Regions from separate parts of the Homo sapiens genome. Here region 1 is linked to region 2. A link is an interaction called in ENCODE POLR2A ChIA-PET data of the cell type or tissue named here. Cell type or tissue: PC-3. All regions are shown on one strand.

What was found. ChIA-PET counts read pairs that join two places held together with the same protein. Peaks named below come from ENCODE experiments on the same cell type or tissue, not always from the same donor. Only the 100,000 strongest peaks of a DNase experiment are listed, where the experiment ranks them.
Region 1: POLR2A ChIA-PET joins it to region 2 with 8 read pairs; 3 of 35 experiments call an interaction of 5 or more read pairs at or near these places.

What each region holds. Positions count from the first base shown.
Region 1 is chr1:232,301,965-232,309,964 of GRCh38, reverse strand. LOC101929902 (a long non-coding RNA gene) reads left to right here. Exons shown (of 3, transcript XR_001738524.2): 3 at 5,615-8,000. Among named protein-coding and RNA genes, the nearest start is that of SIPA1L2, 320 kb to the left of the region's middle. In PC-3, CTCF peaks have their summits at 3,420 and 3,624; a DNase peak (open chromatin) is centred at 4,714.
Region 2 is chr1:232,206,126-232,214,125 of GRCh38, reverse strand. No RefSeq gene overlaps it. Among named protein-coding and RNA genes, the nearest start is that of DISC1-IT1, 280 kb to the right of the region's middle. In PC-3, a CTCF peak has its summit at 2,786; a DNase peak (open chromatin) is centred at 4,505; H3K27ac peaks cover 1,284 bases.

The DNA of each region.
Region 1 (8,000 bases), 96 kb before region 2:
TGTATTCCTTGTATCAACCTATTTTAGCAAAGCTCATAGTGTTATGTGCCTCCATAGTGAATAAAAAACACATGCTCCACAAAATTCAGTCTTTGAAGAATATCTAAATAACACTAAGGGTCTTATTTACATATGACTTAAGAAAGTAATAACTGTTTAGAATGTGGGCAGAATGAGGGCAGGAATTTCTATTTTTGCCCTCTTTGTATCTTCTGTGTTTAGAACAGTTCCTGGTAGAGTAAAAGTACTCAATGAATATTTTTTAAATGAATGAATGAATGGTCTAGCTTTTATGGGGTAGCCTCATGAAAAATACTCTGTGTTGTGTGCACTGATGCAGAAGCCCGAGCTCTGGTGTTAAATCTCACTTCTGCTACTTACTCCGCTGTGGGCCCTGGCATGAGGCCCTTGGTCTCTCTAAAATTCACTATATTCATTTAACGAATGACTCTTGTGTTAGATCATAAACTCTGTGAAGCTAGAGACTGGACCTGACTTGTTTCCCACTGATTTGTTCCCTACCTAACACTGCCTAGCATAACACCTGGAATACAGAAAGGGAGAAAGTAAATTATCTCTTGAGAGAATTAACTCATTTTGGTCATCTTAGTAATGTTTTATGAGGACTAAATGAGAATAGCTAAATGTAAGTGTTTTAGAACCGTATGATGAATTTAGATGAAAAGGGAGGATCTTGTATCAAACTACCTTTCTTGTAGACAACAGTGATAAATGTTTGGAAAACCTTTTAAAATAGTTATTGGAAGGCATTGGAGAGCAAACAAAAGCAGTCAAAAGCTGGAGGGGATGTCATATTTGAAAGGAGGAATTGCAGGTGAGGAGGAGGAGGGGAAACAGTCCCGAAAGGTGGAGGCATTTGGAGGACACCACACGCTAAGAGGAGGCCAGTGTGGTGGGAAAGGGGAGGGAAGCTGAGATATGAGACTGTGTAGGCCAAGAGGAGTTTCCCAGTCTTTATCCCAGGTGCCAAGGAAAGCCACCAAGACGTTTAAGCAGCTGTGAATGGCAGTAGGGGTGTTTCCTGTTTTGAAAATATCTCCTGGCTGCAGCTTGGAAAAGTGCTCTGATGCAGGGTTTGTTGAGCCAGCTGATTGAGCAGCCTACACAGCGGGATGTATCTTGCCTTCCTTCTCTATCGCTGCATGACACATTACCATACAATAACACTCACTGCTCTCTCACAGTTTCCATAGGTTAGAAGTCTGAGCACAGCATAGCTGGGTTCTCTACTTGGGTGTCTCCAGGCTGAAGTCAATGTGTTGGCCAGGCTGTATTCTCATCTGGAGCTCAGTTCATCTTCTAAGCTTATTCAGGTTGTTGGAAGAGTTCGGTTCCTTGTAGTTGTAGGACTGAGGTCCCTGCTTTCTTGCTGACTATTGGCCAGGACTTGCTCTCAGCTCCTAGAGGCCACCCTCAGCTCCCAGCCACATAGCCTTCTCAAAACATGACAGCTGACTTTTTCAAAGTTAGCTGGAGAATCTTTCCCTAGTCTGCTAGGAAAGAATCTTAGAGAAGGTGATGTATTTTCCTAGGTCTAGACCAAGGGGAGGGGAGTACACAGAGGGTGAACAGCAGGGTGTGGAAAGCCTGAGAACCACCCTAGAATCTGTCTGCCATCATTTCAACATGGTATACGTTTAACTATTTCCAGCGCCCAGATCTGCCTTAGGGGTGAGACCACTGATAATGAAACCCTTTGGTACCCTGTTCTTTTCAGTAAGCCCTTTGGATGGAGTCCTGTACAGGTTACCTGCAGCCAAGCAGATGTCCTTCTTTCTTAGTGGTACATTTCCCTGTAGAGTAATGAGCTATGACCACATGGGTTGGTTTTTTTGGGGGGAAGGCAGCATTCATGACAATAGTTTACTTTATACAATTGGCTCCTCATCACTTTGGCAAAATTTAACCTTTAGTTTGCAAAGAAGCCACTCTAGCTGAACATAGGGGATTAAAATACTTGTTTTTGAATTTGTGTATATGGATAAAGTTCTAAAAAATACAATGCTGTGCCAAAAATGGCGGTACTTGAAAAAGTTACAATAGCTGGCCTCTGTTTTTATAATGTAATTTCAACTGGATTTCCTTTGGCCAGCCTGAGTATGTTTTAGCTTACTTAAACTCAGATTGCTCTGCATTTTCTCCCAAAGAGATGTCCCTGCTGCAGTCTTCCTGGCGTTCTATTTGATTAAGACACTTTCGAGGTTGCTGTTCCTTTGACTTTTACTGATGTGAGAGCAATTAAAAGAAAATTGACTGACTCACCTTCCACCTCATCTTTCTTTGACTTGTTTGCTTCTATTTTCCATTCCATTTATTATTAATAGAGTGCTTATTTTCATAGCTTCTGCATATTTCACAAAACCAAATAAACAGCTCTTCCTCTTGGAAGAGGGGAAGGGTGCCGGTTGCCATTAAACCAGTGGTCACTCACTTCCCAGCTGGTTATGCATCCCCCTTGTCCTTTGGGACTTGATCCGGGAGGAAGCCAAGAGTAGTGTGAGGGGGAGGAATCAGAGGAACAGAAGGAGGTGACACAGGAGAGGGAAAAGCTGCCAGCCAAGCCTGGGCATGGAAGGGGATTGGGTGGGAGAGGGGGTCTCCTTTAGTCATTCAAGCAGAGCACCCCAAACAACCCTGACAATGGTGCAATGTTCAAGGTTACAACTCTCCCTTGGTTAGCTCTGGGGGATTAACTCCAATCTCCTGGGAACTCTCAATTTGCAAGCTTTTTTTTTTTTTTTTTTTTTTTTTTTTTTTTTTTTTTCAAAAGAAGGGCCTGGCAACAGGGCTTCCTTTGACATAGGAGAACTGGAAATGTTTCTTTTTTCCTCTAAGTTGTAAGGAACAAAAGGGAACAACATCATTAACTATACACTACCTAGACATGCCCAAATCGTGTATGTTTGTGAATTTTCAGTAATGCCTGTTGCCTTCCCCACTCCCCACTCACCCCATTGCTGTCTTCCAAACACATAATGCGGCCCGAAACATTTGAAAGACAAAGCTGCAGTGGTGTATGTTGACCCTGGCCCTTGATGCCTCCACAGAGTTCTCTGAAGTAAACATGTGAGCTGAGAAGCCTTCTTCCATGGGCTATAAATCTCTGTAAGTGCTGCTGGTTCTAGTCTCCGGTCTCTGCTGGAAGCCACAGCTGCGGGGGAGACACTTCCCAACTTTCACTGCTTGGGAAGGGTCAGAGATCCCCCCTGGAGCTGCCTCTTCCCTGTGACCCTGACAAATGGCAAATGGCACTTTCTCTAGGCAGCAACCTGCCTCCAACTTTCTCACCAATACCTGGAGACTTCCTTCCTCAGGCTGACAGCCAAGTGGCCCGCCGGACCCGCCTGGCTGCCAAGTGGGAGCAAACACAGGATGTTATTTCTGTTCTTAGAAGACCAGGTTCACACACCACAGCCAGGAGTGTGGGAAGGGAGAGGAAGGGCCTCCTCTCTGGCATCCAGTGCTGGCCCCAGTGGAAGTACTGTTTTCGTAGTGGGAATGAATGGGTTGGTCTGAGGCCCTGGGCTCCTACCCAGTCCTCTAAAGAAGAGAAGGCAGCCCTAGGGCATTTGCCAGACCTCAGGGAAGTGCTCGCTTAGTCCACAGGGAGGTGCTGAGGCTCAGCTTGCTTGGGGCCAGATCCACCCAAATATCCCAAGGCAAGCAAATCCTCAACAATCTTAAAATATAAACCCATAAATAAAGTTCTATTGGCAGCCTGCTCCATTAAAAATAAAAATACTCTGGGAATGACTTTTCAAGGCAAATGCTGGAAAAAGAGCTTCTAAAGGAACAGAGCAGAGGGGAGAATCAGGCAGTGCCTAGCTCTAGACCTGGCTGCAGGCTTAACTCCGTGCGTCTCAGATTTACGCTGCCCAGTTTGATGTCTTCTGGAAGCAGGAAACAAGTTGGAAGGGTGCTGGGCTTGGGAGTCAAAGGTGGATTGTGGGAAAGTCAGTTTATTTCATTTTATTTTTTTCAAATTTTATTTTAGATTCAGGGGGTACATGTACAGGTTGTTAGGAAAGTATATTGCTTGACGCTGAGGTGTGAAGTACAATTGAACCCCTCACATAGGTAGTGAGCATAATACCAGATAGGTAGGTTTTTCACCCTTGACACCCTCCTTCTCTCCCCTCTAGGAGTCCCCAGTATCTATTGTTGCCATCTTTATATCCACGTGTACCCAATGTTTAGCTCCCACTTATAAGTGAGAACATGTGGTATTTGGTTTTCTATGTCTGCATTAATTCGCTTAGGTTAATGGCCTCCAGCTGTATCCATGTTGCTGCAAAGGACATGATTTTATTCTTTTTATGGCTATGTACTATTCCATGGTACTATTCCACGATTTCTTTATGCAATCCAACACTGATGGGCACTTGCTATTCGTCTTTGCTATTGTGAATAGTGCTGCAATGAACATATGGATGCGTGTGTCTTTTTAGTAGAACAATTTATTGGGAAAGTGAGTTTAATCTTTTGTTCAACAAGCATGTATTCAGCACTTCTGTACGCTGTCATAAAGAAGGAATATAAAAATAAAGATAATAGGATCCCTGCCCCATGTGGCCCACATTCTAGGCGGTAGAAAATAAATAGGTAAACAAATGAGACACTTTAGAGCAATGAGTCTCATGGAGAGCTTAAAGAGAGCAGGCCCCGTGGCAGAGAGCCAATCTGAGCAAGGGAACTTTAAGCATATACCTGGGCTTTAAGAGGAAGTCAGCCACAGGAAAAAGGAGTGACACATTCAAACACTCGAGCTGGAAACCAAGGGCTCACTAGGTGAAGACTCAATTTCCTCACCTGTACAGGATATCACTGAGGCTCTCATAAAGAGTGAAAGTACATTTTGTGCTGCCTTGCTAATGTCTAAGAACTTGCTCAATGGCACAGCTCCCATTCCAGGGCTAAATTCTGGTGGTGCTTGATTTCCACAACAAGAACTCACACAATGGTCTAATTCCCCCTTTGAACCGCTCCTAGCCAAGTCTTCCAGTTCTCTGTTTTTCCCACCTTGTTAGCTTAAGAGACTTCACATGTGCCTGCCAATAGCTTCTGTACCTGATATTGTTCTCTTGAGCTCCCTTGAACCCAAAGCATAAAGAGAAAGGTGTGTGTGCACACGTTCTTGACCACACATACTTCTCTGTGTATTAACCCAGGTTTAATTTATGTCATGTGCATATACCAATGTGCAGAACATCTTTGAGAGTCTCTTCTATAAACACCCATGGAATTATTTACTTTGGTCTCAGTTCCTTTTTTGCAGCAGATTACCACCTAAGAGATCCAGGCTGTGTGTTGGTCATGCCTACATTTAAGAATTTCCAGAGATGGCTTCCCCAGCAGTCTTGGTTGCTGCCCTCCTAGGACCAATTTACCTTCTAGGCAAGATGCTCTTCCTTCCATTGGAGCCCCCTCTTCCTGCAACTCATTTTCTCATCCCCATTTCTTGTCCTCCCTGGAGATAGAGAGCAAATGGACAGCTCCTCTTCATAAGAGTCCTTGGTGGAATCCATGACTAGGTTGCCCTTGAGATGCTTTTTTTCCAAACTAAACAGCTCTATTCACCTTTGTCTTCCCCCAGGGGACTCTAAAGAACAGCACAGCCAAGCAGAAAGGAACAGCAGGAAGAGGCCCCTGCAGCGATCAGAGATGGATAGCAAACAGGGCAACCCCCACCAAAATGCCAGCAGCCCCAGGCTCTACAGCCCCACACTGGGCCATCTCCTCACACAGGCTCGGCCTCTGAAACCAGCAACATCCAGAACAGCAGTAGCATTTGTCTAGCTTTGCCTCTGGGTCAGGCACTTCCATGTCATTCTCACAACAGCACTGTGCAATAGACATCATGATCCCCATTTTGCAGATGAGGGAACTGAAGTTGGGATAGGGAAGATGACTTTCCCAGGGCACCTGGTACAGCTGAAATTTGAACTCAGATCTGATTCTAAAGTCAGCTCCACAACTGAACAATTTAAAGCAATGGTTGGCCATCTGCTATTTGGAAAGAGTCTTTTCCTTCTAGGTTCTGTATGTTGAGCAACTTTTGATAAGGAAGAAGATGTCAATACTAGAAGCTTAAATATAATGGGAAAGAACTCCGGAATAAGGATAAGAGATGCCATTCATGGAGGATCTTGCTGGGACCAAGAACTTTATCTGCATTATCTCATTAATACTCATGATGTCCCTACAAGGTAGACATTGCTATCCCCATTTTAAAGATTAAAAAAATCAAGGCTTCCATTAGTGAAGTAACTTGACAAGTTCAAGGGCTTCCATTCCTGCTCTGGAGGGTCCTGCCTCCAAAACTCTCAGTCACTACCCTTAATGCATGAAAGGTCATTTCAGATGGAAATGTATCACTCGAGACACACTTTGTCATCATAGTCCAAATGACACATACCTAGTCTGTAAAGATTTGCTGATCATGCATTAGCCTTTAATGCCACATGTACAAAGAGAAAAATTAGCATGAACAGACAGCGCTAGTTACAAATAAAAGGATCATGAGTCACCATACTTCTCAATCTCTGATACTCCCTGAATGATAAAATACAAGTCTTGTAGTGAACCTAGGAAGTTTGTCATTTTACCTTGTCATGATATACTACAGCAAAAATGTGCCAGACCAGGGAGCAGATCTGACTAGAGTCCCGGCTTTGACACCGACTAACCGTGTGAACACAGCTAAGTTGTATCACTTTGCCAAACACTGGTTTCTTCTTGGATAAGACTGATGTAGTAATTATTACATCACGCTATTAAATGTGTCATATTATTGCCTAATAATAATAATTTCTATCTTGGTATGAATGCCCACTGCTTTACTCTTCTGAGGAGATAAGTCAGAGATTATTATAAAGATCAGGTCATTTCTATCTTGGTAGGAATGACCACTGCTTTCCTCTTCTGAGGAGATAAGTCAGAGATGATTATAAAGATCAGGTGATGTCATATATGTGAAAACATCTTATAAGCTCTTATAAGAGGCATGATTATGAGGATGGTGATGAAACTGTCATAGCCATTGTCTCACCATTGTCACTCCAAGCCGACTTCCCTGAGAAGCTGTGAAATTGAGGCCCCAGCAGGGGCCAGACAAGAGCCCCAGACAGCAGCTGTCTCAAAGAACAGAGCCTCAAATGGGACTTGCTGACTGCAATTCTAAACCTATTTCCCTTTGAAGTTAAGTGTATGTTCTTTTCAGGTAAACACTGTATGAACAATTTAGGATGGTTTCTAATGCATCTACCCTCGGTCAAAATCAGGTAATAATGAAAAATGTATTCCACTTGTGGCTTGGCCCCATTTCTGTTTTTCCTGTTTCCTCTCCCTTCCTCCCCCATACTTGCCTTCCACATGTTGGTCCATCTGTTCTAGGTAGGGTGAGCCTGCTAGTCAGAGAGCATGTTTTTTTCAGCTTTCTGGCACATATGCATGGAACCATCAGAGAATGGAGAAATAACCAGGCCCAGATCATGTTGCAAGAAACACAAGTGACACTGCAGTCCATGAACTCACCTATGGTGTGTGACGTTCTGCTTCTCACACTGAGCATGGATGGAGGGCTGGGTGCTGGGCGTGTGCACACCTGCTATGGGAGCATTCATAGCCCCTGAGGCCAGAGAGACCTGGGTTACAATCCTGACCCTCTGCAAATTAGCTTTGGGATATAGCTACGTAATTTCCTTGGCTTCTGTTTCCTTCTTTCTGTGTGATGAAACCTGGCTTTTCCAATTGTTCAGATAATTTAGTGAGATAACAAATGCAAAGTGCCTGGCAGTAATTGTTCTGAATGGGTACTTCCCTCCTCTAAACCCTCTACATGAAGCTGCCCTTGGTAGAAATGCGCACTGCTTTCCTCTTCTGAGGAGGTAAGTCATGTACGGTCTTCATTCAGGTCTTCGACATACCTGCCACTATAAGAACACAGCAGATTGGGTCATCATACAACGTAGATATGTATC
Region 2 (8,000 bases):
TGCCAGCTGGCCATAGGGTGACCCAGCTCCTGCCTCTGCTTTCTTAGATCGCTGACCTTGCTGCCATTTGCATTCTTCCTAGAAGTAGAGTCTGAGATGGAGATTAGTGTATAATCAGTTTATTGAGGAGGTCCCTTAGGCTCAAGGCTTGTGGAAAAAGTGAAGGAAGCAGGACTGGACAGAGAGAGAAGTTGTTCTGTGATGAGACCCAGGTGTTCTGAGATACAAAACAGACTTTACCAAGCCCTATGGGGATTTCCGAAGCTGGGCTGTCTCTTCAGAAATGTCCTGAGTTGGGTTGAGTTGGGACCTTTATATCCTTACACTGACCACTTGTTGAAGGTAGGCTTCTTTGAGAAGAGAACATGGCCTTGAGAAAGGTGGTTCTGAACTTTGGCAGAGGGCAATTTCTAAAGATAGCTGATATCTGAAGAATTTCATCTGGTAACACTCCCAGCAGCTAAGAGGTAAGTCCTTCATTGCTGAATGGAGATCTCAGTGTACAGCAGCAAGCACCCCCTGGCTACCAACATGAGGTGTTTGCAAGAGGTTTCACAGACAGAAGATACGTCACTATTCTCCTGTATTAGTTGCTAAGCAAGAATGTAGGCACTGGCAACTGGTAGATGTGGGGATTGCCAGTGGCTCCCGGGGGTTCCCTGAAAATTATTCGCTTGTGCTGCAGTTAGCTAAGATCATCTAGGATGGCCTCTTATGACCACTCCACTTTTGGATTCACTGAAAGCCCCCAGGGGCCTTCTCAATCTTCAATCTTCCAACATATCCAATGGTTATATGAACCTCTAAGTCCTCATATTAAGTTCCTCCTAGTGAAAATACCTAAAATGGTTTCTATTTTTCCAAACTAACACTTACTGGTACAGTTGTATCATCAAGAGTTATACCCCAAAGTAAGAACATGGGAGCACTTCTCAATAATCTCCAGTAATGACTTCTCAATAATCTCCAGTAATGACTTCTCAATAATCTCCAGTAAGAACATGGGAGCACTTCTCAATAGTCTCCAGTAATCAGTTAATAGAGGTCTTACAAATACTGCCCATTTATTTTTGATGCAGTGATAGGTATTGAATGCTAGGCTCAGCTAGCTAAAAATGCATTTAGAAATTTTAAAGAGATAATTATATAGAAGTGTTGACCATAGGTGAACAATGCTTAGATGGTGAGGGGAAGGTTACTAGTATCAGATAATTCAAAACTTGTGAGTTTGCATGGCTATACCGGCTTCCAGCAATCACTGAGGTTTGAAATTGGCCCTGAAAGGAAAACAGCTGAGAGAGACAAAAAAAGTTTAAACATCTTCAAATGTAGCACATGGACCACTCATTATCTGACAACTGCCTGCCTCCTCAAACTTTTTTCCTTGTGCTCCTTTGTCTCAACTTTATGTTCCAGCAATTCCAAGCTGCTTGCAGTGCTTCTGCATATGTCAAACTTTCTCCCATCTGTTTTTTTTTTTTTTTCGCCCAAGCTGTCACCTTTGCCATAACAAACCTCTCCTCTATTCACTCTTTAAAACTTAGTTTGGATATCAGTAAAAATGACAGAATAAGATCTTCTGAAAATCTCATCCTTTATAAAAGCAATGAGAATACTGGCAAAAAATGGTAGGAATTCCCACTTCCAGAACTCTGGAACTTAACAAAACACTTGCAGCAACCCAGGGAACATTTCTCAAGAAAAAGAGCTGAATCTCAGTAAGAACAGTGAGCTTTGTGTTGCTCTAATTTGCCCTATTCCTTATTATCCTCCCTCCCCAGCTGCACAATAATTTTGAAAACAAAAGCTCTCAATCAGGTGAAAAACAGGAGCCTGGCAGCCACTGGAGGGGACAAAATAGGGTCAGTCTAAACATTAAGTAGCTTGTCAGCCAAAGAGACTGGGGATTTAGGCAGGGACCAGACCCTAAAAGACTTTACGTGTCCCAGTATAGACTTTTCATCTTATCCTGAAAGTAATGGGGAGTCCTGCAAAGATTTTCAGCCTCAAAACTCCATTCCCAGATAATTGCTATTATTTGACCTGTTTTGGTGGTTCCTTAGGAAGCTGTTTTTGACGCAATTCAGAGTTTTTTCCAGTTTCTTTTCTTTCCTTTCTGCAGAAAGGAAGTTTATTGGGGAGCATCCTTAATTTGGATGAATATAGGGGACTATGTTCACAGGAATGAGAAATGTGGTGAGGTAGGAATTTAATTTTGTTTTTTTGTTTTGTTTTTTTTGAGACAGAGTCTCACTTTGTCGCCTAGGCTGGAGTGCGGTGGTGCAATCTTGGCTCACTACAATCTCCACCTTCTGGGTTCAAGCGGTTCTCTTGCCTCAGCCTCCCAGGTAGCTGGGATTACAGGCACCTGCCACCAAACCCGGCTAATTTTTTTATTTTATTTTATTTCTTTATTTTTTTTTTCTTGAGTAGAGATGGGGTTTTACCATGTTGGCCACGCTGGTCTCAAACTCCTGACCTCAAGTGATCTCCCCACCTCAGCCTCCCAAAGTGCAGGGATTACAGACACAAGCCAGCACACCTCTGCTGGGATTTACTCTTAATGCATTCACAACAAAGGCCTCAGCTAATCCTCAGGGACCTGGAGGACCCTTCAGAGTTGTCCTGCCTTAAGGCCCAATGCCAATTCTTCATACCAAGTGCCAGTTCTTTATATCCTCCTCATCAAGCAGTCATTGGATGCTCACTGTCCCTTGGGAGAAGACCCGACCTCCTCCATCTAACAGCAGCTCAGCCAACAAATGAGTGCCTCAGCCCTAGAGGCAGAGCTGGGCAGTGCACCCCAGCATTCAGCATCCTGCTGGGTTCCCATGTGGCTTGGCCCATGCTGCTCTCTCAGTGAGTGACCCCCTGAGAGGAGGGAGGAAGAGAGGCAACCTATGAGGGCAGACAATTGTGATTGCTACCTTGAGTCTTCTCCCTGCTAAGTGTATGGCTTGGATCGGAATTTATCTTCTTTAGGCCTGTTTCTCCACCCATGGCAAATGATATTCCTACTTAAACACTGAACACGTCGCTGGTATTCTGAGATAACCTGGAAATGGGGGTCAAAGTTGGATGGACTACTTCCAGGAAGGAAATCCAGTGCCTATGATTGCTGGGAAGGCCAACCACACTGTGCTTCTCCTCCTAACCTCCCCAGGACCTCCCACATTTCTTGTTTTTTTTTTTTGTTTGTTTTTTTGTTTTTTCCATTTTTCTTTTCTTGTCTTTTTGTTTGTTTTTGTGGGTTTTTGTTGGTTTGTTTGTTTTTGAGACAGGGTCTTGCTCTGCCCTGGCTGGAGTGCATTGGCATGAAGTGCACTGGCATGATCTCAGCTAACTGTAACCTCCGCCTCCCGGGCTCAAGTGATTCTCCTGCCTCAGACTCCCGAGTATCTGGGATTACAGGTGCCCACCACCACACCTGGCTAATTTTTTGTATTTTTGGTAGAGACAGGGTTTCGCCATGTTGGCCAGGCTGGTCTCAAACTGGATCTCCCACATTTCTGCTGCAAAAGTAGAAATAAGGTCTAGTAGCCTCTTCAGAGTACTGAGAAGTTGGTCTAATTTGTTTTGAGTTCCCTGGACCCTGATTAGCATTTTGCATCAGGCAGACATTCATTTTGTTCTGTTTTTCTTTCTGACTTTGGCCAATGAGAACTCTTAATGAAAGAAAATTATGTCATTCTTTATCCTGGTATCAAACTGTACATGCATTAGTGACTTGGTAAAAAGAAAAAAAATGAGTCAATAGTCTGCAGTAAATCACTATAAGTGTCATGGAGAAATCTAAGAATCAGAGACATACAGAATCTTGAGTGATGTGATTCAAACCCCTACATTCAAACAAATGGATTCCCAAAGTCTGGAGGGAGAAAACTTATCAGAATCTCAGGGGGAAGGTGAGGCTCATGTAGTTTGAAAAAGTCTATCCACTTTCTACCCGTAGGAAAATTTTGTACAAAATTATTGTCTCTTGGGGATATGCAGAAAATAGTGTGAGAGAGTGTTTTAGGGGACAAAGGTTAAAAATAAGTTTTAGAAGTAGCTTTGGGAACAAATGGCAGTATGATAATGTTACTCATGAGAAGTTTTATCTCTATCAGCTATTTGGCCATAAAATTACACAATGGATCATTACAATGCCTTTAAGTGAAGGAATGCAGCCACCCGCTGCTACAAAAGAAAATTCCAAAAACAGTGAGCATAATACTAAGGAGTTTTCTCAAAACTAAGGATGACAAAATGAAAATGGGCTCTGAAGTACATTTGAGTTTTCATCTTAAATTAAAATCACCTAGATTTTTTGACAATTCCCATTGGCCCTCGACATACCACTGAAGGAGGTGAATCACTGTCATCTCTAATGATGCCCAAACTTTACAGCTGATGACCAAGGAATAGAATAAATAGCTCCATTCAGAAGGACAGATTCCCCTCAGGTGGGTAAAAAGATGGCATCGTTCCTAAGACCATCATCTGAAGTTCTCTGACTCAATTACAGTCTCACTCTGAATCAGTTGCGGTGACTGACAGTGCCCAACGATGCCAGTACTCACATTCCAAGCTGCACGGTAAAGAGAAACTGCAGATGAAAGCACATTTACTCACATTTCCAGCAGCAGGATTTCTCAAGGTTTGTCAGCTTTGAATATAAATGCAGAATATTTCCTTGGTGTCAGCAGCAGCTCCAGACTGGATTTCAGGAGCAATTAATAGTCCACAGATTAACCCTTTACTTGCAGACAGGAACATGAAAATAATTCCCATTGTTGTGTATTTACTCAGTGTGGGTTATGGGGGGAAGAAATATAAGCATACACACACACACACATACATCTATAATATATACATATAGGTACACTCACATGAATTTCATTACTATCTCTTAATGAAACGTATCGTTTTGTACCTACAAAAATATTTCTTGCTAATTTTTTGACAAGCTACCTGAATAGATTTTATGTTGTCAAATGCACATTAACATCACTGGAACCAAGTTTAATTCCTTAGTTTTTCTTTCCAGAAGCTGGGCTGATATTTAACAGGCTGTCTCATGACCTAGAACAGGAGTCCACATCCTCAGCTTGCAGGCCAAGTCCAGCCCATCACTTGTTCTTGTATGGCCTGTGTACACTTTTAAGTGATTGAAGAAAAATCAAAGAACAGCAATAGTTTGTGACTCTTGAAAATTGTATGACATCCAAATTTTAGGTTCCACAAAAAAGTTTTATTGGCACACAGCTACACCTTTTTTTTTTTTTTTTTTTTTTTTGAGATGGGGTCTCACTCTGTCACCCAGGCTGGAGTGCAGTGGCATGAACATGGCTCACTGCAGCCTCGACCTCCCGGGCTCAAGAGATCCTCCTGCTGCAGCCTGCCAAGTAGCTGGTACTACAGGCGTGCACCACCATGCCCAGCTAATTTTTGTATTTTTTTTGTAGAGATGGGGTTTTGCCATGTTGCCCAGGCTGGCCTTGAACTCCTAGGCTCAAGCGATCCACCCAACTCAGCCTCCCAAAGTGCTGGGATTACAGATATGAGACATTGTGCCCGTCCCCACTATTGATTTATGGATTGTCTATGGCTGATTTCTTCCTGAAAGGGCAGAGTTGAGCAGTTGCAACAGAGATCATACAGCCCAGGAAGCCTAAAATATTTACTCTCTGGTTCTTTACAGAAAAAGTTTGCCAACTTCAGGACTAGAGCTAGTTGTTCTGGGGCCTCTTTGGGTTGGTTACTGCCCTGCTTAAGATAAGAGTAAACAGATGGTCCCCGACTTAGAATCATTCAACTTATGATTTTTCAACTTTATGATGGTGCAAAAATGAAACTCACTCAGTAGAAATGATACTTTGAATTTAAAATTTTGAGCATTTCCCTAGTGATATGCAGTATAATACTCTCTTGCAATGTTGGGCAGCAACAGTGAGCCACAGGTCCCCATCATCCATGCTATCACAAGGGCAAACAACTGATACTCTACAGTGTACTGTGTTCCCGTGTTTTTTGGACTATTGTGTTTTTAATTTTCGCATCCCATCATGTCTGCAAAACATCCATCTATATCTGGGGAGAAGAAAAAGCAGAAGCAATTACTCTTGAGCCAAAACTCCAAATAATTGCCCAGTTTGGAGACAGCAAGCCAGCAATGGCCATCTTACGTGAGTTAGGACTTTAGAAAGCCACGACCATCTTAAGGAATAACAAGCAAATTTGTGATGCAGTGGAACCATCAGCATCAGTCAAATCTACTGTTACCACAAAGAAAAGAGCTGGGCTGATTGACGATTTGGAAAAATTACTTGTCACGTGAGTGGAAGACCAGATACAGACGCACATACTGCTTAGCCTACCGATGATCCAGTCTAAGGCAAGAACTCTTTTCAATACACTAAAAGAGCATTCCTATGATCTTTCCCATATGCAAATGCTTATAGCAAGTCATGGGCAGGTTCCAGCACTTCAAAAGGCATCATAATTTTCATAATGTGAAGTTCAGCCGTGAGGCAGCAACTGCCAATACTGAAGGTCCTTAAGTATTTAAGAACAAGCTCCATAGGATAATTGTGGATGAGAAATGTTTGCCAGAATAAATATTTAATGTCAATAAAATGAGCTTGCTCTGGAAGCGTATGCTGGTGCATATGTATATTAACAGGCCAAGACAATGCCAGGATTCAAGGCATTCAAATACCCTGGAATGCTGCTTTTGGGTCAAAATGTTGCAGGGTTCAAATTAAAGCCTTCCTAATCTGCCACTTAGGGAACTCCAGAGCATTTGAGAATGTGAACAAGCATCCATTTCCTGTTTATTACTGCCATCACAAGAAAGCCTGGATGACATCAGCATTGTTTAAAGACTGGGGTTTGAAGTGTTTTATTCTGCAGGCAAGAGAGTATTGTAGGCAAAGCAACATCTCATTCAAGATTGCTCTGATCTTAGACAATGCTCCAGGTCCTCCATAGCTTATCCGGTGACATCCATCTTGATGTAAAGGTTGTATATTTGCCACCTCTGAACATAGCCGCACTCATTCAACCCATGGACCAAGGCACAATAGCTGTGTTCTAAGCATGCTACTTACAACCAATATTTGCAAAGGCTGTTAAAGAGACTGAATCTGACCGAACGCTCTGAGAGTTTTGGAAAGGTTTTAACATTCTAAATACTGCATGAAACATTGCTCCAGCATGAGAAGCCATCACACAACAATGCATGAATGGCATTTGGAGGAAAGTTTTGAAGACGTGTGTAAACGCATTCAAAGGCTTTAACAAAGATTCTGCTCTTGATGAAATAGTAACTAACAATATTAGTGCTTGGGGAACAGCCAGAATTGGAGGCTGATGAAGAGGATATTCGTGAGCTTGTCAGTGATGAAGAGGATATTCGTGAGCTTGTCAGCATTGGGACTGAAGAGCTTCCCAAGGAGAAACTGATCAGACTGAGGAAGAAAGAAAGAATGAAATTGAGGCAGAGGAAAAGTAAGTTACACCTGACGCACCAAGAAAGTTTACAGCAAAGAAACTGGTGGAGGCATTGGCTACTCTCAGCAGTGGCTTATGAATGGTAGAAGAAATGGACGTCCATTACCAGAGATTCTCAAGTGCTGACAGGCAGATGCAGGATGCTCTTGCTTGCTATAGAGAAACATATAAAGAAAAGAAGAAACGAACTGCACAGTTAAAACTTATCTTCCTGAAGAGCTCTATGCTTGCCAAACCATCAACAAGTGTCAATGCCCCACTGTCTTCTAGCAGCTATTCTCAAGCCTCAGCATGAGAGAGAGAAATGTGATGACCCTGTAACTGTAGCATCCCCATTATCCAGCAATTAATTTTAGTTCAATGCATAAAACCCTCTTCACACCCAGTGTGCTTTAGGCTGTGTACATTAATGGTGAGTACCCAAACAACGATTTTGTTTTTCATTTTTCTGTACAGTATTCAATAAATTACATGAGATATTCAATACTTATATTTATAAAACAGGC